Linked DNA regions of Homo sapiens: regions 1 and 3 are each linked to region 2. The links are chromatin loops, found by intact Hi-C in ENCODE. Cell type or tissue: GM12878. All regions are shown on one strand.

The links. Peaks named below come from ENCODE experiments on the same cell type or tissue, not always from the same donor. Only the 100,000 strongest peaks of a DNase experiment are listed, where the experiment ranks them.
Region 1: it touches region 2 in a loop (3-fold over the local background); 21 of 110 quality-filtered maps call a loop at or near these places.
Region 3: a loop joins it to region 2, with 6 times the contacts of the local background. A loop is called at or near these places in 21 of 110 quality-filtered maps.

The regions. Positions count from the first base shown.
Region 1 is chr9:38,259,080-38,267,079 of GRCh38, reverse strand. No RefSeq gene overlaps it. Among named protein-coding and RNA genes, the nearest start is that of ALDH1B1, 130 kb to the left of the region's middle. In GM12878, a CTCF peak has its summit at 3,323; no DNase peak of the experiment used is centred here.
Region 2 is chr9:38,084,668-38,092,667 of GRCh38, reverse strand. No RefSeq gene overlaps it. Among named protein-coding and RNA genes, the nearest start is that of SHB, 19 kb to the right of the region's middle. RefSeq lists enhancers at 2,994-3,063, 4,406-4,455 and a silencer at 4,402-4,696. In GM12878, a CTCF peak has its summit at 4,517 (motif pointing left); a DNase peak (open chromatin) is centred at 1,226; H3K27ac peaks cover 3,419 bases.
Region 3 is chr9:38,396,579-38,404,578 of GRCh38, reverse strand. It overlaps ALDH1B1 (aldehyde dehydrogenase 1 family member B1), which reads right to left. Exons shown (of 2, transcript NM_000692.5): 2 at 5,918-8,000. The coding sequence ends at 7,277. Among named protein-coding and RNA genes, the nearest start is that of ALDH1B1, 7.9 kb to the right of the region's middle. In GM12878, a CTCF peak has its summit at 3,752 (motif pointing right); no DNase peak of the experiment used is centred here.

The DNA.
Region 1 (8,000 bases), 170 kb before region 2:
TACTGAATTCATTTATCAGTTCTAACAGTTTTTTTGGTGGAGTCCTTAGGTTTTTCTAAATATAAGATCCTGTTGTCTGAGAGCAAGGCTAATCTGACTTCTTCCTTTCCAATTGGGATGCCCTTTATTTCTTTCTCTTGCCTACTTGCTCTGGCCAGGACTTCCAGTATTACGTTGAATAAAAGTGGTAAAAAATAGGCATCTTTGTCTTGTTCCAGATCTCAGAGGAAAGGCCTTCAATTTTTCCCTGTTCAGAACAATGTTGGCTATGGATTTGTTATATATGACCTTTATTATTTTGAGGTATATTCCTTCCATTCCCAGTTTGATGAAGGTCTTTATCATAAATGGATGTTGAATTTTATCAAATGCCTTTCTGGCATCTATTGAAATAGTCATATGTTTTTCATTCTTAGTTCTTGGTTCTGTGAATGTCATGTATTATGTTTATTGATTTGTGTATGTTGAACCATCCTTGCATACCGGGGATAAATCCCACTTGATCATGGTTAATGATCTCTTTAGTGTGTTGTAGAATTTGGTTTGCTAGTATTTTATTGGGAATTTTTGCATCTTGGTTCATCAGAAATATTGGCCTACAGTTTTCTTTTCTTGCTGTATCCTTGTCTGGTTTTGATATCAGGGTAATGCTGGCCTCATAGATAGAATGAGTTTGGAAGTATTCCTCCTCTATTTTTTTGAAGAGTTTGAGTAGAATTGGCATTAATTCTTCGGCTTTGTTTATTTTTGTTTTTTAAGAGACAGTCTCACTCTGTCACCCAGGCTGGAGTGCAGTAGTGTAATCTTACCTCACTGAAGCCTTGAACTCCTGGGCTCAAGTGATCCTCCCATCTCAACCTCCTAAGTACCTAGAACTACAGGCATGCACCACCGTACCCAGCTAATTTAAAAAATTTATTGTAGAGAATCTGAATGATCTTTCCATCACTGAGAGTGGGGTGTTAAAGTCCCCTACTATTATTGTATTGCAATCTATCTCTTGCTTTAGATTGCTTTTCATATTTGGGATCTCTGGTGTTGAGTGCCTACATATTTAAAATTGTTACATCTGCTTGAGAAACTGACCCCTTTATCATTATATAGTGACTTTCTTTGTCTCTTTTTACAATCTTTGACTGACTTGTAGTCTATTTATCTAACTATAGCTATAGCTACTTCTGCTTTTTTTTTTTTTTTTTTGGTTCCAGTTGTACGGACTCTTTTTTTACCCCTTCATTTTCAGTCTATCTTTACAGGTGGGTTTCTTGTAGGCAGCATATAGTTGGATCTCATTTCTATCCATTCAGCCACTCTCTTCCTTTTAATTGGAGAATTGAGTTCCTTTATATTTAGTACTATTATTGACAACTAAGGACTCACTACTGTCATTCTGTTGCTTGTTTTCTGATTGTTTTGTAACTCTTCTCTTCCTTTCTTCATTTCTTACTGCCTTACTTTGTGGTTCAGTGATCTTCTCTGGCAGTATGTTTTAATTTGTTTTTGTTGGTTTTTTTGGAGACAGAGTCTTGCTCTGTCTCCTAGGCTGGAGTACAGTGGTGCAATCTCAACTCATTGCAACCCCTGCCTCCCAGGTCCAAGTGATTCTCCTGCCTCAGCCTCCCAAGTACCTGGGATTACAGGCACCTGCCACCACATCTGGCTAATTTTTGTATTTTTAGTACAGACAGGGTTTTGCCATGTTGGCCAGGCTGGTCTTGAACTCCTGAGCTCAGGTGATCCACCCACCTCGGCCTCCCAAAGTGCTGGGATCACAAGTGTGAGCCACCACGCTCAGCCTAATTTGTCATTTTTTATTTTTAGTGAACTCACTATAGGGTTTGCATTGTGATTACCATGCGGTTTACAAAAAAAAAACTTATAGATGTAACATTATTTTAAAGAGAAGATATCTTATTTTAGATCACATAGAATAGAAACAAAGAAAAAATGAAAATAAAAGTTTACATTGTAACTCCATCGCCTCCACATTTTGACTGTTAGTTGTTTCAATTTACATATTTTTATATTACCTGTCTCTTAACAGGTTGTTGTAGCTATTATTGTTTTTGACAGATTTATATTTTGGGTTTCATACTAGAGTTATAAGTGCATTTCATACCACAATTACAATATTAGAGTATTCTGCATTTGTGCATGTACTTAATTTTACCAGTGTGTTTTATACCTTCAAATATTTTAAATTTTGTTTTGTTTTTGCATATTAGTGTTTTTTTCTTTCAGATTGAATAACTCCCTTTAGCATTTCTTTCTTTCTTTTTTTTCCTTACAGTAGATATTATCCGAAAACCTTTAGCATTTCTTGTAAGATGAACCTGGTGGTGGTGAATTCTCTCAGCTTTTGTTTGTCTGGAAAAGTCTATCTCTCCTTCATTTTTGAAGAATAACTTTGCTTGATACAGTATTTTTTGATGGTAGTTTTTTCCTTTCAGCACTTTAAAAATGTCATGTCACTCCCTCCTGACCTATATGGTTTCCATTGAGAAGTCTCTTGCCAGAAAGACTTTATGTTTTACTTGCTTCTTTTCTCTTGCTATTTTTAGGATCTTCTCTTTGTCCTTGACATTTGAGAGTTTGATTATGATATGCCTTGGAGTAACCTTGTTTGAATCAAATCTGTCTGGTGTTCTCCGGCCTTCCTGTACCTGGATGTTTATATCTTTCTCAAGTTTTGGAAAGTTTTCTGTTATTATTTCTTTAAATAAGCTTTCCACCTCTTGCTCTTTCTCAGCTCCATCTTGAACATCAATAACGCTTAGATTTGGTCTTTTGAGGTAATTTTCTATATCTTGTTTGCTTTTCATTATTTTTTTCTCCTCTGACTGTGTATTTTCAAATAGCCTGGTTTCAAGCTCACTGATTCTTTCCTCTGCTTGATCTATTTTGCTGTTGGGAGCCTCTAATGAATTTTTCAATTCAGCAAATGTATTTCTCAGTTTTAAGATTTCTGTTTGATTATTTTGTTATTTCAATCTCTTTGTTGAATCTCTCTAATAAACTTCTAAATTGCTTTCCCGCATTACCTTGAAGATCCCTGAGTGTCCTTAAAACTGCTATTTTGAATTGTTGCTCAGAGAGCTCACACATCATTGTCTTGCTGGGGTCCATTACTGATTCCTTGCTTTGTCCATTTGGAGAGTTCATGGTTCTCTGTCTGCTGTTGGTTCTTGTGGATGTGTGTCTATGTCTTTGCATTGAGGGATTCGTTATTCATTTTAATCTCCATATAGCTTGTTTTGCTTTTATTGGATATATTTGCTTAGAGGTTCTTTATTGCTAAATCACTGTCTTCTTTTTGGCTCTAGATGGCATCTTAAGCCCACATTTGCTTTGGCTGTAGTAAATGATTGGAGCACTGCCCTTCCTAAATGGGGTTTCTCAGCAGTGTGGGAAGCCTGGCTAGGGGTTTGTGCCCAGGGGACCTGTGGAATGGACCTCCTACAGCATAGTGCAAATGAACCACCACTCTGATTTAATGTCTCCTTTGGCAAAGTTACAAAGCAGAATTTCCAGAGATGAGGATGCTTGTCTCACCTCCCCACTTTCTGTCTGCCTGTCCTCAGGGATAGTTCTCTCTTTGGTCACTTAGTGATGCTTCCCATGGTTTAGGCAGAGGTCTACTGCCAGGGAAACCAAGGTGGTGGGGAAGCTGGTTGTCCACCTCGATCTCACTTTTTCTACTGTAGACATTGTGTGTTGGGGGAAATTTTTTCATGCTCTTGGTGCTGGGAAGAATGGGAGAAGGGGTTCACAATTGTGAAGCTCAATTTTTCTTACTGTCTGCTTAGAGATTTTTCAATTCTCTGTGGCCCCAGGAACTGTTTCATCTTCATTCTTGAGTTCTGGGATATTACTGGTGATAATCTTGGCACTGTATATTTATTTTTGGTTTCCTACGTAGGGGGAAGTGAAGCCAGCTTGCTTCTACGCTGCCATTTTGGAACCAGAAGCCCAGCCTACTCTCTTATTGTTAGCCAGACTATGTGCATTAGGAAAGGTGAAGCCTCCTCCCTCTGCTTGCTTGCTCTTTCTTTTTCCTTTTTTTTTTTTGTTTGTTTGTTTGTTTGTTTGTTTTTGTTTTGACAGAGTCTCACTCTGTCACCCAGGCTGGAATGCAGTGATGCAATCTTGGCTCACTGCAATTTCTGCCTCCTGGGTTCAAGTGATTTTTGTGCCTCAGCCTCTCGAGTAGCTAGGAATTACAGGTGTGCCATCACACCCAGATAATATTTGTATTTTTAGTAGGGACAGGGCTTCACCATGTTGGCCAGGCTGGTCTCAAACTCCTGACCTCAAGTGATACACCTGCCTTGGCCTCCCAAAGTGCTGGGATTACAGGCATGAGCCACTGTGCCCATCCTGCCACCTGTTTCTTTTGCTGCAATTCTGAGTTAGGAATGGAAGCCCTGATGAGGGTGAGGGTGACAGTGGCCACCTTCTCTGAGCCCTCCCTTCTGCTGATCACTTTTCTCTAAAGATCTCATCACCCTGACCTAATTCAGTCTCTGCCATTTCTGTATACCAAGGTAAAGATGGGCATTGACTGAAAGACAAGGAAGCAAGGGAAAATTCTACATTTTGTAACCAGAGAGCATGGGAGCAGGTGCCCAATTCCAGCTCCACCATGGACTTTCTGTGTAAGCCTGAGTAAATCCTTTCCCTGTCTGGGCCTGGTTTTCCCTGGCCCTTTATTAAGTAAACAAGACCTTTTCATCCAGCAAAGCCACTTCTAGGTCTTTGTCTGAGAAATATGCTCTTATATGTGCCCAGCAGACAAATAAGGCTTGCAGCCTTGCTAGCAACCATAAATAATGTCAATCTAAAATGTCAATCAATAGAAGAATATGTGAGTAAATTAGAGTACACACATAGACTATGTCAGTCAGGGTCTGATAAGGTTTGGCTGTGTCCTCACCTAAATCTCATCTTGAACTCCCATGTGTTGTGGGAGGGACCCAGTGGGAGGTAATTGAATTATGGGGGCAGATTTTCCCGTTCTGTTCTCAGGATGGTGAGTAAATCTCATGAGATCTGATGGTTATTATAAGGGGGAGTTTTCCTGCACAAGCTCTCTTTTTGCTTGCTGCCATCCACGTAAGACATGACTTGCTCCTCCTTGCCTTCCACCTTGATTGTGAGGCTTCCCCAGCCACATGGAACTGTAAGTCCAATTAAACCCCTTTCTTTTGTAAATTGCCCAGTCTTGGGTATGTCTTTATCAGCAACGTGAAAATGGACTAATACAGGGTCCAGTTAAGAAATACCATTAGGCCAGGCGTGGTGGCTCATGCCTGTAATCCCAGCATTTTGGGAGGCTGAGGCAGGTGGATCACCTGAGGTCAGGAGTTTGAGGCCAGCCTGGATGACATGGTGAAACCCCAGCTCTACTAAAAATACAAAAAATCGGCCTGGCGTGGTGGCTCACGCCTGTAATCCCAGCACTTTGGGAGGCCGAGGTGGGCGGATCACGAGGTCAGGAGATCGAGATCATCTTGGCTAACACAGTGAAACCCTGTCTCTACTAAAAATACAAAAGATTAGCCGGGCATCATGGTGGGCGCCTGTAGTCCCAGCTACTCGGGAGGCTGAGGCAGGAGAATGGCAAGAACCTGGAAGGTGGAGCTTGCAGTGAGCCAAGATTGTGCCACTGCACTCCAGCCTGGGCAACAGAGCAAGACTCCATCTCTAAATAAATAAATAAATAAATAAATAAATAAATAAATAAATAATAAATAAATAAAAATAAAAATGCAAAACATCAGCCAGGCATGGTGGCAGGTACCTGTAATCCCAGCTACTCTGAAGGCTGAGGCAGGAGAATTACTTGAACCTGGGAGGCAGAGGTTGCAATGAGCAGAGATCACACCACTACACTCCAGCCTGAGCAACAGGAGTGAAACTTCATCTAAAAGAAAGAAAGAAAAAGAAAGAAAGAAAGAAAGAAAGAAAGAAAGAAAGAAAGAAAGAAAGAAAGAAAGAAAGAAAGAAAGAAAGAAGGAAGGAAGGAAGGAAGGAAAGAAAGAAAGAAAGAAAGAAAGAAAGAAAGAAAGAAAGAAAGAGAAAGAAAGACAATTAGCACCAGTTATCTTCCTCACAACATTCTGTTACAAAAATATTCAAACATACAGGAAAATTTTTAAAGTTATAAAGCAAACACCCATATACCCACCAAAATTAACATTTGGTCATATTTGCTTTATCATCTATCAATTGATCCATCTGTCTATCCATCTTATTTTTAAATGCATTTTAAAATAAGATACTAAAAAATATGTTTTGCCCAGAAACACTTCAACATGTATATCATTAACTAGAGTTCCATATGTATTTACAGATTTTTTAAAGTAAATTTTTATATAATCAAATGCACAAATCTTAAGTCTTACTATTCAAAGAGTTTTGCCAAGTTCATCCACTGATGTAATTCAAACCCTTCATCAAGAGATAGAAAATATTCTTCACGCCAGGAAGTCCACTCATGCTTTTTCCCATCCAATTCCCACTGCTCCCGCCTCCACCTGCAAACACTTTTCTGTTTTTTTCTTTTTTTTTTTCCTACCAGAGCTTAATTGTATCTGTTCTAGGACATCATGTGAATTGAGACATACCATAAAAGGCCTCTTTCAGTCAGCCCAGTGTTTTTAAGATTCATACATGTGGATGTGCATATCACTAATTTTTGTCTTCTTTGCACAGAGTCGTATCCTGTTGTGTGGATATACCACAGTTTGTCCACTCTTCTGTTGATGGACACCTGGGATATTTCTAGCTTTTATCCATTGTGAACAAAGCTGCTATGGACTTTTGGTTTTTTAACAATTCTTTTTGTGGTCATATGTTTTTATTTGTCTTGGGTAAATACCTCCCCTCCAGAGGATGCAGCGTTCGAGGCGCTGGATTTTATTAATGTTTAGATTTATAAGAAGGATAAAGCACCACCTACCTTCATGTCCTCTCCCATCCTTTGCCTCAGTGTAGATGTAAGCCAGCTGGTGCCATCTCCCTCCCTTCGTGAATTCTGTGTGGAGTCCTCTTCCTGGTTCATCCTTGTTATTGTGCCTTGCTCAGGACCACTCCAGGCCACTAGGTATGCTTCAGTACTTGTAACTCTTATAGGGCTGGGAATCTTTATCCCTTTCTTTTCAGGAGTCCTGCTTCCTTGCAAATGCTCCTATCTCTCCCTCAGAAACCTCCAACCTCCCCACATCAGTTGATGGACATTGGCCTCTATCTAGGCTGATTCGAAGCTCTAAGTGAGCTCTAATGTTCTACAAGCAGGTCTGATTACCCATCGTCACCAGCCTGAGTTCTTTCTGGGCCCATTCAGAGTGGCTAGGGAAGGAGCTGTGAAGCAAGGAGCAGACAGTTGGATTCCTATGACCTGGTCCAAAGATGCAGATTCAGAGCCAACTCCCTGGCCCACCAGACTTTAGCACCTCTTATCTCCCTTGGATGTCTACACTCAGGCCTCATTGCCCACCTGTGGAGGGGCCACCATCTGCAGATGGGCGATGGGGCCTGAGTGGGAACATGAGCGCTCTCCAGCCTCAGTGAAGCTCAGCCTTCACCCAACTGTGTATCATACATAGCACCCCGGTTAAGAATGAGGACAATGGACACAGACACCCTGGTTCCAGACCTGACTCTGGCCGTCTTCACGTGTCTCCTGTTGCTTCTGTTGTGATAAATTTCAAATATAATGCAAACTAGAGAGAGAGGAGCTGCTGCTGGCTCTGCTGAGTTCCTTCTCACCTTACACAACCTGAGCTTTATGACCTAGAGCAAGGTACTTCCCTCTGAGCCTCAGGTTTCTGTCTGTAAAGAGCCATACAAATGGCAGATAGTGGGGTGTTACAATTGACCTATGAGCTTGGGCAGGCCAGGTGAGCCCAGGTAAATGGAAGCCCCTACTACCATTTCATGTGGCCCCTCCCTCTTGAATTCATGCCCAGTCATTATCTCCATCACCCTCTTAATCCTCA
Region 2 (8,000 bases):
ACTGACAGAGGAATGAAGACAATGCATATCCATATTATGGAATATTATTCACCCTTAAAGAGGAATGAAATTCTGATACATGCTTCACATGGATGAACCTTGAGTACATTACAGTAAGAAATAAGCCAGTCACAAAAATACATATACTGCATGATTCCACTTATATGAGGTATCTAAAATCATCAAATTCATAGAAACACAAAGTAGAGCGGTAGTTACCAGGGGCTGGAGGGAGGAGGTGAGAGTAGTTATTGTTTAACGGGTATAGGTTTCAGTTTTGCAAGACAAAAGCCTTCTGGAGTGCTGCTTCACAACAATGTGAGTATATTTAACATGACTGAACTGTACACATAAAAATGTTAAAACAGCCGGGCACGGTTTCTCACGCCTATAATCCCAGCACTTTGGGAGGCCAAGGCAGGTGGATTGCTTGAGTCCAGGTGTTTGAGACCAGCCTGGCCAATATGGCAAAACCCTGTCTCTACCAAAAATACAAGAATTTAGCTGGGCGTGGTGGCACAGGCCTCTGGTCCCAGCTACTCAGGAGGCTGAGGTGGATGACTGCTTGAGCCTGGGAGGCAGAGGTCACAAAGAGCTGAGGTCACCACTGCCCTCCAGCCTGAGTGACAGAGAGATCCCTTCTCAAAAAAAAAAAATGAAAAGAAACATGGTAAGATGGTCAATTTTATGTTATGTGGGGTTTTTTAAACCACAACTTTATAAATAAAAAGAATAGGTTGAAGACATAAGCAGGCCATTGTCTGTTTCCATGGGCTTAAATGCATTTCTATAATAACCCTGGCAGTGATCTGATTAGCAGGCAGCCTGTGGTCACCCTCTGTTGATCCCATTGTTTCCTTCAATGTGACACCTACAGCAGGAGCCAGACAGAGGTCCACTAGACATGGAGTGGCCATGGCCCAAGAACAGGGAGGGCCCTGACACCAAGCTGACTTCCTGTGGATGCCCTGTAACTCCTAAGTGAGCACCCCCAAGGAAAGACAGCGTTGGCCTCAGAGCTCAGCAGGTCTGAGCCTTTTAAGAGAAGAGGGGTTGGAGTCCGCTCCGGGAAGTGGAGGGCTGAGAGACAGAAAGCTAGGAAGAGTTACAGTCAGGCTCCTGCAGAGTCATAGATCAGTTGGGGCCCAAGGATTAATTTCCAAAGCAGAAAGAGGAACCAGAGATGAGCCGTTCCTGCTGCTGGGCTGCCTCTCATGTTCAGGTCACTCAGCTTGTCTTCTTGGTTTCACTCTGATTCCGCCAGCCTCTGATGTCCTATTACTTACCTTGGCTCCTACCTCTTGTATCTCCCTGATCTTACTACCATTTGCCACCTCTGCTCGTGAATTTTTTCATTTATTCTCCCACTCATTCTTCTGTTCATTCATTCATCCATTTGATCTATTACAGAGTTTAAGAGCACAGACTCTGCAGCCACACTGCCTGAGTTCAAGTCCCAGCTCTGCCCTTGACCTTAAGCAAGTTACTTCTCTGTGCCTCCATTTCTCCATCCCTAAAATGGAAATTAAAATGACGCTTACCTCAAAGTGTTACTAGAACATTAAAGGACTTAAATCCATGCCTGGCACATAGTCAGCACTCAAAGCATGTTAGCTTTGATCACTCACTCATTCAGTCAGCAAACATTCACAAAGTATGCACGTCAGGCACGGGTGAAACTATATTGGGGGCAATGAAGAAAAAGAATCTAGATACAGTCCTTGCCCTTGATTTGCTCCCAATCTAGTGTGGGAAACAGACTTACATGCAACTAAATGTAAACCAAAATAGGAAAATAAGCAAAACACAGTGGGCAAGAGGGCAGAGAGAAAGGAAGAAATGATTTGTTGGGGGAACGTCTTCTCAAAAACATGGCCTGTAAGCTGGACCTATAAGTCAGTGTAAGATTCAAGAAACTAAGATATAAAAAGCTGGAGGGAGCCTCTTCCTGGTGGAAGTTGAGCCTGGAAATGTGTACATACTCGGGAAATGAGAAGTGCTATGCCCCTGGGTTAGGGTTGCCAGAGAAAATGCAGGATGCCAAGTTTGAATTTCAAATAAATTTTCAGTACAAATATGTCCCAAATATACAAAAAAAAAAAAAACACTGCTTACCTAAAACTCAAATATAATATAACCGTGCATCCTATGTTTTTATTTGCTAATTCTGGCAGCCCTATCCTGGGGTGAGAATAAACCTGCTTTGAAACCTGCGACCTAGGTCGCAGTTCAGGGTTCCCCCCCCCGCCAACCCCATTTCTGGTTTGCTACCTTCATGAGTCATTTGGCATTCTTGACTCTGGGCTTCACGGGGACCTTTATGAACTGTCAGCAAATCACTTGGTGTCACTTTGTTATTAACGGTCACCGTCCCCATCCCCCAGGCAGAGATGAATGGAAAAATCTCAAATTTGTTCATCCTGTTGAAGGTCACTGTGTCTTCCGTTTTTATGTTGGCGTCTTTATTTCTGAGATCTTATCTCCTTTTTTTCCCCCTTTGAGATTCATTAACATCATGATGGGAAGGAATTCATTACCTTCATGGCTGTTGGGAAGAGAGGCAGGCAGGGGGGATCCAGCAGAATGGAGTGTCTGAAGCCTACAGCACTGGCTGTGAGGTGCAATGAGATAACCAGGTCTTCAGGGTGGGCCCAGAGCTGCTACAGGCTGGTGGCATTTTGTGCCAACTCTTGGGGCGTGTCTAGCTTCCACCCAGGCTGGGCCTTCCAGAGGTTATCAGCAGTGAGAGAAGCAGCTGCTAAACCTTCACCTACAGAAGAGTAGGCTGGGCAATCTGCAACCAAGTCAGAGGCTGAGGACATGAAAGGCAGTCCTCAGGACCCTCCCCTCATCCATAAAACATGCCATGCAGAGTCATTTCACCCCCCAGCATCCATTCACTGTTCCAGAAAGGTACACCTATTCATCTTTCTCAAAAATGTTTATGGAGAGGAATTATCAGCAAGAGAAAACAAATTCTCAGGCAAGATACTGCCCTTTGTGGGATATCTATTTCTGTAGAACCCTGACAATGGGGATGATGTCTGGTTTGACTGCGGTATGCCTGAGAGCACTGGGGAGAGACAAGCTTTAGGAAAATCCCTGGGGCTGGGGGGATTCTGCTACCCTGATGCCTGCCTATATGATGGCTTAGTTGAAAGACAGATGTTGAAATGAAGTTTCTGAGATTAAAGGAAAGTGAAAGGGGGTGTTCTTTACTTGTTGATACACTCAAAGCTTGCACAGGCTCTCAGGCCAGAAGACATGAGACAAAAACTAATAATGGTAAGAAATGACCCCCCACTTCAACTCAGCTGCCTCAAGCAGGAGGATTTTTCCCATCAGGTGCCACAGACAGAGGACAGAGGACCTACGAGCTTCTCAAGAGCCTCGAAAAATGTTTCATGCACTACAAAAATTCTCATTGACTCCAAGTTACAAAATGAAAATTCCACAGTCAAAATGTAATGAAATGCCCTGAAATTCTGTGTTACATCAACTCTATACATCGTTATACTTAGTATCTGTAAATTTTTTTATATTTGAAAAGAATTAGCAGATTCTTTCACTTCAAGGAATTCCTAACTATGCACAATGATTTCTAAGAAACCACAGCCATTGAAAATAAAATTAGCAAAATAATCCTCAAAGTAAAATTATTAAAATGCCCCCAAAAACTATTTTAGAGAAAATGAATTGCATTTCCAGTGGGATGTGGGGGCATTTTGGTGTGTGCTATGTCATGGGTCAGTGCATCTAGAAATTATACTGCTCAGCTTCTACAAAGGTCTGAACAATCCTGGTCCCAAAGGACCAGGGCCTCCTCAAAAGTTGTAAAGAAAGCAGGTGTACACAGGCAGAAGTGAGAAAGACATGGTCTTTGCAGCCAACTAACTGTTTTGTTCATGTCACTCAGAGACCATTGAAACTGAAAGGAACCCTGGTCATCATGGTGCCCAGTGCAAGGGTGGGGCTGGTCTCTCAGTCTCCAGACATCAAACTTATTTGGTAAGATGAGACACCTGAGGCTCAGAGAGGGAGAGGTCATCACCTAAGGACACACAGTACGAGCTTTCATCAGGGGCCATAGACACAGGATTGAGGAACTACAAGGTTAGAGATCAGACTCCAGACCCCTGCCTCCCAGACTCAGTCCTTGCCACTGTACTATGCCTGGGCTTCCTGCTTCCTTCTCCAGGACACTGAGTCATCCCCCATCCTTAGCAGAATATGTGGGTCACTGGACATTCACTTGCTGGTTTAATTTTGGAGATTCTAGCTCCTATTCTTAGATGTTTATCAATGTTTGCCATCCGTCTGTTCATCCTTGGGCTTTCCTAACCTTGGTCCAGGCACGCTGCTTCCTAGGCCTTCTGGTTGGAGGCCCACTTTATCCTGTGCAAATCACCTAGGCCAAGATTCCCCTTCCAGCCAGGGCTCAACTAGCGGACCAGCCAGCTGGCTGACCCCACAGCCACAGCAATATTTTGGCACCTGGACCATGCCCTCTCTCGCCCCCTTGTGGCCACTCGGAGAGGTGCACCACCTGGGACTCAGGGTCCACCCCATGTGTGCCAAGTGCATTTGAGCCAGCTTGATTATTATTTCTCAAAAGGCTTCCTTATTCCTGGATGACCGTTACTTGGGCAGCACTAACTCTTCTCCACTCCTGCTCTCCCATTTAATTGTCCATGGCAGCCTCAGACTCCCCGTTTGATTCATCAGTCCATCAACTCCCAAGGATTCTTGAGCACCAGTCAAAGGCGATCAATCTGTGGATGAGGATGCAGTCCATGGCGGGAAGTTACAGCCAATAAAGGGCAGCTGAAGCACTCATCAAAAATTTAATAATTTGTGGTTCAAATTAGACTGTGCCAAGAACTTCAAGAATTAAGAAATGGGGTAATGTAGCTGTGGAGGTCCCAGCGAGAAAATAATCAAATTGGTCTTTGGGAGACAGGAAGTCTTTTGAAAACAGAAGGAAAGGAAGAAGAGAATTCTGGAAGAAAACAAAACCCATGAGAAGCAATAACTAACAGCCTGAGCAACATGGGGAAACCCTGTCTACACCAAAGATACAAAAAATTAGCCGGGCGTCGTGGCATACACCTGTGGTCCCAGCTACTTTGGGGGCTGAGGCAAGAGGATCACTTCAGCCTGGGGAAGTCAAAGCTGCAGTGAGGCAAGATCATACCACTGCACTGCAGCCTGGGCAATAAAGTGAGACCCTGTCTCAAAAAATAAAATAAATTAAAAATAAGTAATAACTAAGGTAGAATTATGGTTTAAATAGTATTTCCAAGGAAAAAGATAAAATGGAGATGAACTTTTTTTTTTTTTTTTTTTTTTGAGATGGAGTCTCGCTCCTGTCATGCAGGCTGGAGTGCAGTGGTGCAATTTTGGCTCACTGCAACCTCCACCTCCCAGGTTCAAGCGATTTTCCTGCCTCAGCCTCCCGAGCAGCTGGGATTGCAGGTGTACACCACCACGCCCAGCTCATTTTTGTATTTTCAGTAGAGATGGGCTGGCCAGACTGGTCTCGAACTCCTGACCCCAGGTGATCTGCCCCCACCTTGGCCTCCCAAAGTGCTGGGATTACAAGCATGAGCCACCGCACCTGGCTGAACTCTTTCTTATTATCTTCTCTAGGTGCTCAGATTCCTTTGTTAGTTCTTTTTGCAAAGCACACACCACACTCTGACTCTGCAATGTTTACATGCTCTCCCTTCTGCTATTCATTAAGACCCTCTTGGCTGCAAGTAACAGAAATCTAACTGAAATTAGCTACAGTGAAAAAGAAATGTATGGATGGATATAACTGAGAAGGACATGGAGAACACTGCATAAAGTAAGCCTTCAAATCCAGGGCTGGCACAATATAATCAGTGTGCTCTCTTTTTCAGCTCTGTCTTTTGCTCTGCTTTTCACTGTTTGGGGGCCTCATTCTCTCCTCCCACAGCTGGGCTTCCTCTAAGTGTCAGGGATAATGGCTTCCAAGGCAACCAGTTTCACATCCTTCCAGCTGTGACCCTAAGAAATAGTAAGAAAATGTCTTCTCCACTTGTCTCCAAGGAAAGCCTTTCCTTGACCAGCACCCCACTTCTCTTCTCTCCCCTGGATCACAGGAGCTAGAAGCCTGGGAACTACATGTTCCAGAATCCCTGTCTTCAGAGTCCTGCATCGAAAAACACCCATGAGAAGCACTTGCCAAGATCTAGAAGGTAGAAAGAAGGCAGAAGCCAGATTTTTGCCCCTCTGGCAATGTCAAACTTTGGGCTTAGGCAGACATGGCATTTTCCAGCAGCTTCTAGGTACTTTCCTGAAAATCTCAGGCCTTGGGATTGGAGGCAACTGAGATCATCCCTAGTAGTTTTCCGAGTTCCTTCAAATTCCCTATCTGTGAAAGCTAGTGACAAAACCAGTGGCCTTCCTTGACCTTGGCTTGTCCAGACTGTCTTTTGAGTTTTGTTTGTCCAGATTTTCCAAGCACCTGATTGCCTTCATTAAATCCCTTTCCACATGGAAGGCCTAGAGTGGTTTCTGTTTGTGACTATACCCCAGGTGATTTATGCATGCACCTTGTGTGGGAGTATGGGGAATGAGGGAAGTCAGGGAGAAAATCCTAGGAGCCAAATCAAGAGCAAATAGTCGAAGAAATGTTCAGGTAGGGGACGAGGTAAGACCATGAAGGGTGCTGAGTGCCAGACAGACTCGATGTGCTGGGGAAAAAGGAAGCCAGGTGAATATGATGACAAGGGCCACATTTTAGGACAACCCATGGTGGCATGTATGGGACAGATAAGGATGAGGGCAACAGAAAGGAGGCAGTAGCAATAGAAGTGCCCTAGAATGGGGAAATGGGAAAGTACAGAAAAGGGTGTATTTGACAGGTGTGTTGGAAGAAAAAGCAGGATATTTTGGTATATTGTAATTAAGGACTTAATAGTGGCTGCCATTTATGAAGTTATGATTATGCATCAGGTGACGTGCTAGGTTCTTTACTTATATTTGTTATAATCCTGCAAGGCCAAAACCATCTATATTTACAAAGAGGAAAACCAGGTTCTAGGAATATTCTTTGATAGGCTCAAGGTCAATCGGCCAGGGACATGAGCCAGAACTTGAGCTCTCCTCTGCTGCCCTTCACAGCGTACATTCATCCCACCAAACTGGGCTGCTTTTTTTCCCACTCCGGGCCTTTTAACAACAAACAGCCACGCTCCATCCTCACCTGGTAAGAGGCAGTGGCAGATAATCAGAAGAGTAGAGCCTCTGTCCCCCTGACATGAAGCTCTTAAGAGGGAATGACCAGTCAAATCCAAATTGACAGATATTCTGTAAAACAACTGGCCTGATCTCCTTAAAAAACGTCAATGTTATAAAAGACCAAAAACAAAAAAGACTGAAATACTCTTTGAGATGAAAAGAGACTCAAGAGACTTGACAAGTAAATGCAGTAAGTGATCCTGGATTGAATCCTAAATAAAAAAAAAAATACTATAAGAAACATTTTGTAAACAATTGGGAAAATAAGCCAGATACCCGTTAAATGGTAATGTATTGATGTGAAATTTCCCAAGTGTAATCATTGTATTATGGTTCTGTGGGAAAATGCCCTTGTTCCTTGGAGATAAACTGAAATATTTAGAAGTAAATCAACACAATGTTCCCAAGTAATTCTCAGATGGATTAGCAAAATTAGTTAGGTAGCTGGGTAAGGTAGACAGAGAGAATGCAGATGTGGCAGAATGCTAACCATTAAAGGGTCCAGGGGGGTTACCATACAATCTTTCCATAGTCTGAAATTTTTCAAAATAAAAATGAGGGAAAAAACCTTAAATGTATCCATTGCCCCACCCCTGCAAGGGAGAGAAAGGAAAAAAGAGGAAGGCCTTTAAGTTGAACATGCCTGAGTTTGCAACAAAGCGTCTGCCACTTCCTAGCCGTGGGACCTCTGAGCCCTCAGCTGGAGAAGTGCGCAGTAATGCCAACCCACTGTG
Region 3 (8,000 bases), 310 kb before region 2:
GCTGCCTCAGTACAAGACTAAATGAAGGGTGCCCAGAGACCTCTTCAGAGGCTAAGAGAGCATGTGCTGCCACAGCTGTTAGCGCAAAAGGTTAGCTCAAAGGGTGAGATTGCTTAAATGAGAAGTTCAGAGGAACTGTCCTGGAGGGGGTGGCCCTTAAGTAGGGCTCCAAGAAAAAGGAACAGTGTGAGCACGGCTGGATGGGAGGCAGCAAATGACCCACGAGAGCATTAAACTCAAAAAACATCCTTGTGAGAAGCAGTCTCCTGTTGGCATATCTCCACGGACGTGCCATGGGCGGCAGAGCTGGGGCGAACTGCCAGCAAAACCGAGGGTCTTCCACAGTGTTGAACTGTCCTGTCACAGACTATACTTCCCGTCTCCTCTTGCACCTAGGCTGGGTCATGTAGCTAGTGAAATGTGAGTAGAGGCGATGTGTTCCATGCAGAGCCCAGGGCTCTCAAAAAGTCACTGTGCCTTTTCTGCACTTTCTTCCCCATTTACCAGCTGACACGGAGATCTCTGAGGCCCCAGACAGGGGTTTTCACTTGGATCCCTGGACCCCTTGGGATTCTATAGGTAGATTCACAGATTCTGTGAACTCCTTGAAAGTGTGCAAACTGTGTGCATGTGCGTGTACATCCTTTTCATGGTGAAAAGGTCTATTGCTTTGATTAGCTTTTCAAAGGAACGCAAAACATAAAAATGGTTAAGAACAGGCCAGGTGCGGTGGCTCATGCCTGTAATCCCAGCACTTTGGGAGGCCGAGGCCGGCAGATCACCTGAGGTCAGGAGTTCGAGACCAGCCTGGCCAACATGGTGAAACTGTGTCTCTACTAAAAATACAAAAATTAGTCGGGCATGGTGGTAGGCACCTGTAATCCCAGCTACTCGGGAGACTGAGGCAGGGGGAATTGCTTGAACCCAGGAAGCAGAGGTTGCAGTGAACCGAGATCGCGCCACTGTACTCCAGCCTGGGCAACAGAGCAAAGGCTCCGTCTCAAAAAAAAAAAAAAAAAAAAGGTTAAGAACCGTTGTACATGGTGGAACCACAAGACGAAAGGAACCGGTGTCCCTGAATCTCCATGTGGAAGGAAAATACCAATTTGCCAGGTACCTGCATTAGACTGTTACATAAGCAAAACTAAATAGTCGTCGTATTGAACCCTCAAATTTGGGGGGTTATTTGTTGTGGCGGCTAACATTATGCCAGTACACATGGGAAGAACGCTTGGCTGGGAGCAACTTGTCCAAGTTGCTCTGTCCACATTTCTGGCTAAGTGAGGTGGGATGCACCAGAGGCTCTCAAAGGGCCTCATACCAGGACTTCTTGCTTTCCCTTGAGGGTCTTCCTAACTCCAGGACTAATGTACAGATCATTGGCGCTTGGGAGGATTAAGTGACACTCTCAACCCAGGTTTTCTGGCTTCTGTGCCCAACTCCACCACCTGCTCTTACCAAGGTCTACAGGGAGTCCTGGTGGCTGCAGCCAGGGACATTGCTCAGTGCTCCTCCTACTTGACCTCTTGGGAGCCTCAGGCTTTGCTGGGGGCTCCCTCCCCCGGAAAGTACCCCGCCTTCCTTGGCTTCTTGCCTCATCTCTCCTGGGTCTTCCTCCTGCTCCTCCTCATTCTCTGTTCACTCCTTGTTGGCATTCTTAAGGTCAAATGATTTTGCTCCCCTTACAAACTGTTCTCAACATAGCGGCCCCAGTGATCCTTTTAAAACAAGTCATATCATGTTGCCGCTGTGCCCAAAAGCCTCTGGTGGCTCCTTCCTCAGAGTAAAGGCCCCCGTCAGTCCATCCACACGGTGACCTCCAAACACCAGCCCTCTGCCCCCCTCAGGCTGTGACTTCTCTGTCCTATTTCCCCACCTGGCTTGCTCCATGCCAGCCACCTGGCCTTCTCCTGTGTTCCTGGAGCCTCCAGGCATGCTCCAGTCTCTTGGTGAGACGACCTCTGAGCACCTTACTGAAAATTACAATGTCTACTCCATCCCACCCACTTCCCTATTCCCTTCCCAGCACTGTTGTTCTCTATAATACCCTTCACCTCCTGACAGACTAACGATTTCACCTGTTTTGCATATGGTCTGCCTCTTCTATCAGAAAGGATGTTCAGGATTTTATTTTTTTTTTAGTTTCCTGCTGTATCCTCTGCCCCTAGAATAGTTCCTAGCACATAGACAACATTCCATAAAATGTGTTAAACAAAGGAATACATAAGTAAGAGTCCCACCGTGTCCCTAAACGTGCAACCTCCAGGGTGGTTGCAGTGGCTGGCACTACCCCCCACGTGGTTACTGCAGCCAGAAACATGAGGTTACCCAACTTTCTCTCCTCTCTTGTGCCAAGTTGTCCATCTGTCATCATGCCCTGAAGCCTGCCTTCTGGCTGTCCAGACTCTGCCCCCACCCCACACCCTGGTGTGCCAGCATCACTTTGGGCGCAAGCAACAATGTCCTGAGAGGTGCTGACTCCAGGTCAACTCCCTCAATCTATCCTCCACATTGAAGCAGAGCCAGCTTCAGAAACCGAATGTGATCCTATCACTTTCCTTTAAAAGCCCTCGGGGGCAGCCAGACATGGTGGCTCACACCTGTAATCTCAGCACTTTGGGTGGCTGAGGCAGGAGGATTGCTTGAGGCCAGGAGTTCAAGACCAGCCTGGGCTACACAGCGAGATGTCCCCCATCTCTACAAAATGTTAAAAAAGTTAACCCAGCATGATGGCACACACCTGTAGTCCCAGTTACTTGGGAGGCTCAGGTGGGAGGATCGCTTGAGCCCAGGAGTTTGAAGCTGTAGTGAGCTATGATCAAGCAACTGTGCTCCAGCCTGTGTGGCAGAGGGAGACCCTGTTTAAAAAACAAAAGCAAAACCAAAAAGCACCCTCCCATTGCTAGACCAAGTGTGAGCTTTCTGAAAGGATGCACGAGCCCCTTCACAGTCCAGCCCCTGCCTGCCCCCTGCCCCCATGCTTTTCCTCCCTGCCTCTTTCCTCCTCATGGAAAAACTTGCCCTTCCTCCAACCCTCCATATTTCTCAGACTCCAGGAGCATCCTTCCCTTATCCCTCTGGTCCCCTGCTAGTCATTTAGCAGGACCCCATGCCCACTCCCACTGGGCCTGTGCCTGAACTGAGCTGGGAGCCCTGGGAGGCAGCGGTGTCTGGCAGAATCAGAGGACCTGAGCTTGAGCCTGTCTCCACTCACTGCTGAACACCTCCCAGGCTTGATGTCTATCAAGTGCAGAAGAATAATACTGAGGGCCCTGATGGCAGTTAGAAAGTGAAACCCTGTCTCTACTAAAACTACAAAAATTAGCCGGACGTGGTGGTGTCTGCTTGTAATCCCAGCTACTCAGGAGGCACCCAGGAGGCAGAGGTTGCAGTGAGCCAAGATTGCGCCACTGCACTCCAGCCTGGTAGACAGAGCGAGACTCCATCACGAAATTAAAAAAAAGAAAGAAGCATGAAGGGAGGTGGCCCACCGTGTGTGCTTGATACAGAGGCTTGCTTTCCGCTCATGATCTCACGGCCTCTGTGCTTCTCACTGCACTGTCCACCCGGCTCTGTAATTGTCTCCCCTGCCCAACTGTGAGCTCCTGCAGGGAAGGGACTGTCTTACTCAATTCTCTTTCCCCCAACAATAGGCCTAGAGCAGGACCATCGCCCCCCACCCAACCCCTTTGTTTTTTCTTAAACCAAAGAGTTACTTGTGTGAATTAATGAATCAGGTGGCCACCAGAGGTCAGCCTCACACCCAGAATGGAGCCAACCCAAATGAAAGTTCCTAAATGGCCCCGGGTCTGAGGAGAACCGGTGGGACTGAGCAGCAGCTCTGATGCATCCAGCACAGTGGCTGGCTTGGGTGTGTAGGGCTTGCTGGGCTTTGCCGTGGGTTCTCCAGGCTTGGAGGGTTGGTTCCATGTGCTTGCCAGTATGCGCCGCTCTCTGGTCCCTCGTGCATGCTCATGGGGAACTGATTCCAGAAGAGTTCCCTATTAAACCTCTCCACTTCCTTTCCCTCACCTGAAAAAAGTGGGGTGGTAACTCCATTACTCCACTACCTGCTTTATAGGATGGTTGTGAGGCTTCCATAGCATGGCAAGGTGCCTGGCATAGTGTTTATGGAGTAAGATCTTGGTGAGAGTTTGCTAAGTGGATGGAAGCCCCAGAATTGCAACATCTCCCAAGTGTGAGTCTGGTGGGCAGTGTCTGGCCTGAATGAGGACACCCAGTTAAACCTCCCTGCTCACAAGTCTGTGCATTCAGCACAGTGGTAAAATGAGTGGAGGGGACTGGGCTTGCTGGCTCACGCCTGTAATCCCAGCACTTTGGGAGGCCAAGGTGGGCAGATCATTTGAACTCAGGACTTCAAGACCAGCCTGGGCTATGAGGCAAAACCCTGTCTCTCCAAAAAATACACAAATCAGCCAGGCATCATGACATATGCCTGTAGTCCCAGCTACTCAGGAGGCTGAGGTGTGAGGATTGCTTGAGCCCAAGAGGTGGAGGCTGCAGTGCGCCATGATCGTGCCACTGCACCCACCCTGGACAACAGAATGAGACCCTATCTCAATGAATGAATGAATGAATGAATAAATAAATAAATAAATAAATTTTTAAAAGAATTTAAAAATGGGTGGAGGAGCCGTGATGGCTGAGTTTATTAACAATCTGACCTACAGGCTCCTCACTCTCAGAATTTCAGGGCTCAAAACAAGGGACCATGAAGATTGTCTTTTCCAATCCCATTCCATACTGGAACACTGTCTACAGAGCTCGTCTTTGGTTAAGGAGTATTGAAACTTAAATAAGGAATGGAGTTGTTAAAATATTGTGATGTTGCACATTAATCATTAGAGACACCCAGCCGCCCATTTCCATGTCCCAGTGCGTTTATGAGAAACTTTCGCTGCTGTGCAACAGAGGTGCCAACAGCCTCCCAGAGAAATCCGTAGAAGGTGCACTATGGGGGAGTGTCAGGGTCACCTTAGCTGTAGACAAATGGTGTAGAAAGGAGGTCCTAGGAAGGGAGGTGAGGGAACCAAACAGACTCTGAACCCTCAAGCAGCAGTTTCCAGCCAAACCCAAGTTATGATAATAAACAAAATCATCATGTTGCCTAGGTAAGACAATAGGATGTTTAAGAGTTGACTGGGGCCAGGCATGGTGGCTCATGCCTGTAATTCCAGCACTTTGGGAGGCCGTGGCAGGAGGGTTGCTTGAGACCAGGAGTTTGAGACAAGCCTGGGAAACATGGTGAAACCTCATCTCTACAAAAAATACCAAAAAAAAAAAAAAAATTAGCCAGGCATGGTGGTGAGTGCCTGTAGTCCCAGCTACTTGGGAGGCTCAGGTGGGAGGATTGCTTGAGCCTGGGAAGCAGAGATGAGTGGGGTGTGCATTTACAGGAATGGGGGGACTTGAACGTAAGGTGGCTTGTAAGCAGCATGGTCTAGAAAGATGGACCGAGAGAGGGAGGCTCAGCATTCTGCTTCTGTATTGTGGCCTGGCTGGCTTGGATTTGCCTTCACTCCCATCAGTTGGGGAATGAATGTAGCAAGACTAACAATAAACATTATGAACTCTGAGGTTTGAAACTCTGGAAATCCCCAGCATGTCAAGGTGGCCCCCATGCTAGGCTTGGCTTGAAGGGTGGGTATGGTTTGGAAGGGGTGGGGGGCTGTGGAAACGAGTCCAACAAGATGGGCCCATTCTGAGCAGGAACCAGAGTTTTTCTCTACGGGTCTTACAGTTGCACTTTGTCACCCATCCAAGAGAAAACAAAAACAGAAACATTGGGGAGGGGACTTTTGCACCTGACTGGGGGTTGACTAGACCACCTGGGTCCCTTCCATCCCCCACACTCTATAAAATGTTCAGCAGCAGGACAATATGGAGACAAAATGGATTTGCTCACAGAATGTATACGTTTATTTTTTAACGGAGTTAATTCATGGCCGGGTGTTGTGGCTCCCACCTGTAATCCCAGCACTTTGGGAGGCTGAGGCGGGTGGATCACCTGAGGTCAGGAGTTCAAGATCAGCCTGGCCAAAATGGTGAAACCTCATCTCTACTAAAAATACAAAAATTAGCCAGGTGTGATGGCATGTACCTATAATCCCAGCTACTCAGGAGGCTGAGACAGGAGAATCGCTTGAATCTGGGAGGCGGAGGTTGCAGTGAGACGAGATCACACCACTGCACTCCAGCCTGGGCGACAGAGTGAGACTCCGTGTCAAAAAAAAAAAAAAAAAAGAAAAAAAGAAAGAAATTAATTCATATACCATAATTAAACAATTCCATAGTTTTTAGTATTTTTACCAAATCATGCAACCATTACTATTGTTCAACTCCAGAACATTTTCAAAACCTCCCAAAAACAAATCCCATGCCCACTAACAATTACTCCTCTATCCCCTGGCAACCACTAATCTATGTTCCATCTCCATGGATTTGCCTAGTATGTATATTTCATATAAATGGAATCATACAGTCTGTAGCCTTGTACATCTCTCTGGCTTGTTTCACTGAGAAGGATGTTTTCAGGGTTCACTGATGTCACAGCATGTGTCAGTACTTCATTCCTTTTTATGGCTGAGTAATCCAAGGAATATTCCATGGAAACATTTTATTAATCCACTCATCAGTTGACGGACATTTGGGATGTTTGGGCTTACTTTACAGGTGTAATCATGTAAGCATATTCTTTGCCTACTCCTTCCCACAAATTAAGGAAAATCAGTAGCAAAATGAAGGGCAAGCAACTAAAACAGCCAGCAACTGGCACACAGACAAGGAAAAGCACCTCTGGTTTTTAGGTTAAGCCAATGAAGAGTGGGGCCGAGATTTAGTATCCACCTAGTTCAAAACCCCTAACACTTTCCAAGCTTGTGTTCTGAGTTGAGTCGATCCACTAAACCATCAAGCGCACCCATGGGAAAGTCCTTGGATCAGCAGGAAGAGCTACAAATTACAGATCACTGGTTTTTAATCTGTCCTCCAGAGACTCCTAAGATTTCATGGAAGCAACTCATGGGCCACCAAGGGGGCTGTGGTTGGGGGTTAGATAGGTAGAACTCTGAGCCTGGTCCCCATCTCTGATTTAAATAGAACAGCCTTGATTGAATTGCTTTATTTGTGGGGTTTCTTCTAAGAGTTAATTTGGAACAAAGAAAGGGTGTTCTTGGCTTTAAAACAGCTTGGCAAGCATTCGTCAAGGTGGTTGTGGAATTGCTGGACTGTGACTGGGCCTCCCTGACAGCTGCTCTTACGAGTTCTTCTGAGGAACCTTGATGGTGACCGTCTTTACCTCTGTGTAGGCCTTAAGCCCATCCTCACCCAGCTCCCTCCCGTTTCCAGATTCCTTAAACCCTCCAAATGGCGTGTGGCAGGTGACGATGTTGTAGGTGTTTACCCACACGGTCCCGGCCTGGAGTGCCTGGGTGAAGTACATGGCCTTGTCCAGATCCCGGGTGAACACAGCCGCAGCCAGGCCATACCTGGTGTTGTTGGCCCTCTCAACCACCTCCTCAATCTTCTTGAACTTGAACAGGGGCTGCACAGGCCCAAAGATCTCCTCTTTGGCAATTCTCATGTCATCCTGCACGCCACCAAAGACAGTAGGCTTGATGAAGAAACCACGCTCCCCGAAACGCTCTCCGCCACAGAGGAGTTTTGCGCCCTCCTTCTGGCCAAGCTGGATGTAGCCTAGGACTCGTTCAAACTGCTCCTTGTCCACCTGAGGCCCCTGCTGGGTGTCCAGCTCAAAGGGGTTCCCCACTTTCCTCTGCTTTGCTTTCTCCACGGTTCTCTCGAGAAACTCATTGTAGATGGATTCTTCCACGAAGGTCCGGGAGCCAGCACAGCAGCACTGGCCCATGTTGAAGAACAGGGCTTCGTGGCACTGCTCCACGGCATGCTCCATGTCAGCATCGGCCAGCACGATGCTGGGGCTCTTACCACCCAGCTCCAGGGTGACTCTCTTGAGGTTG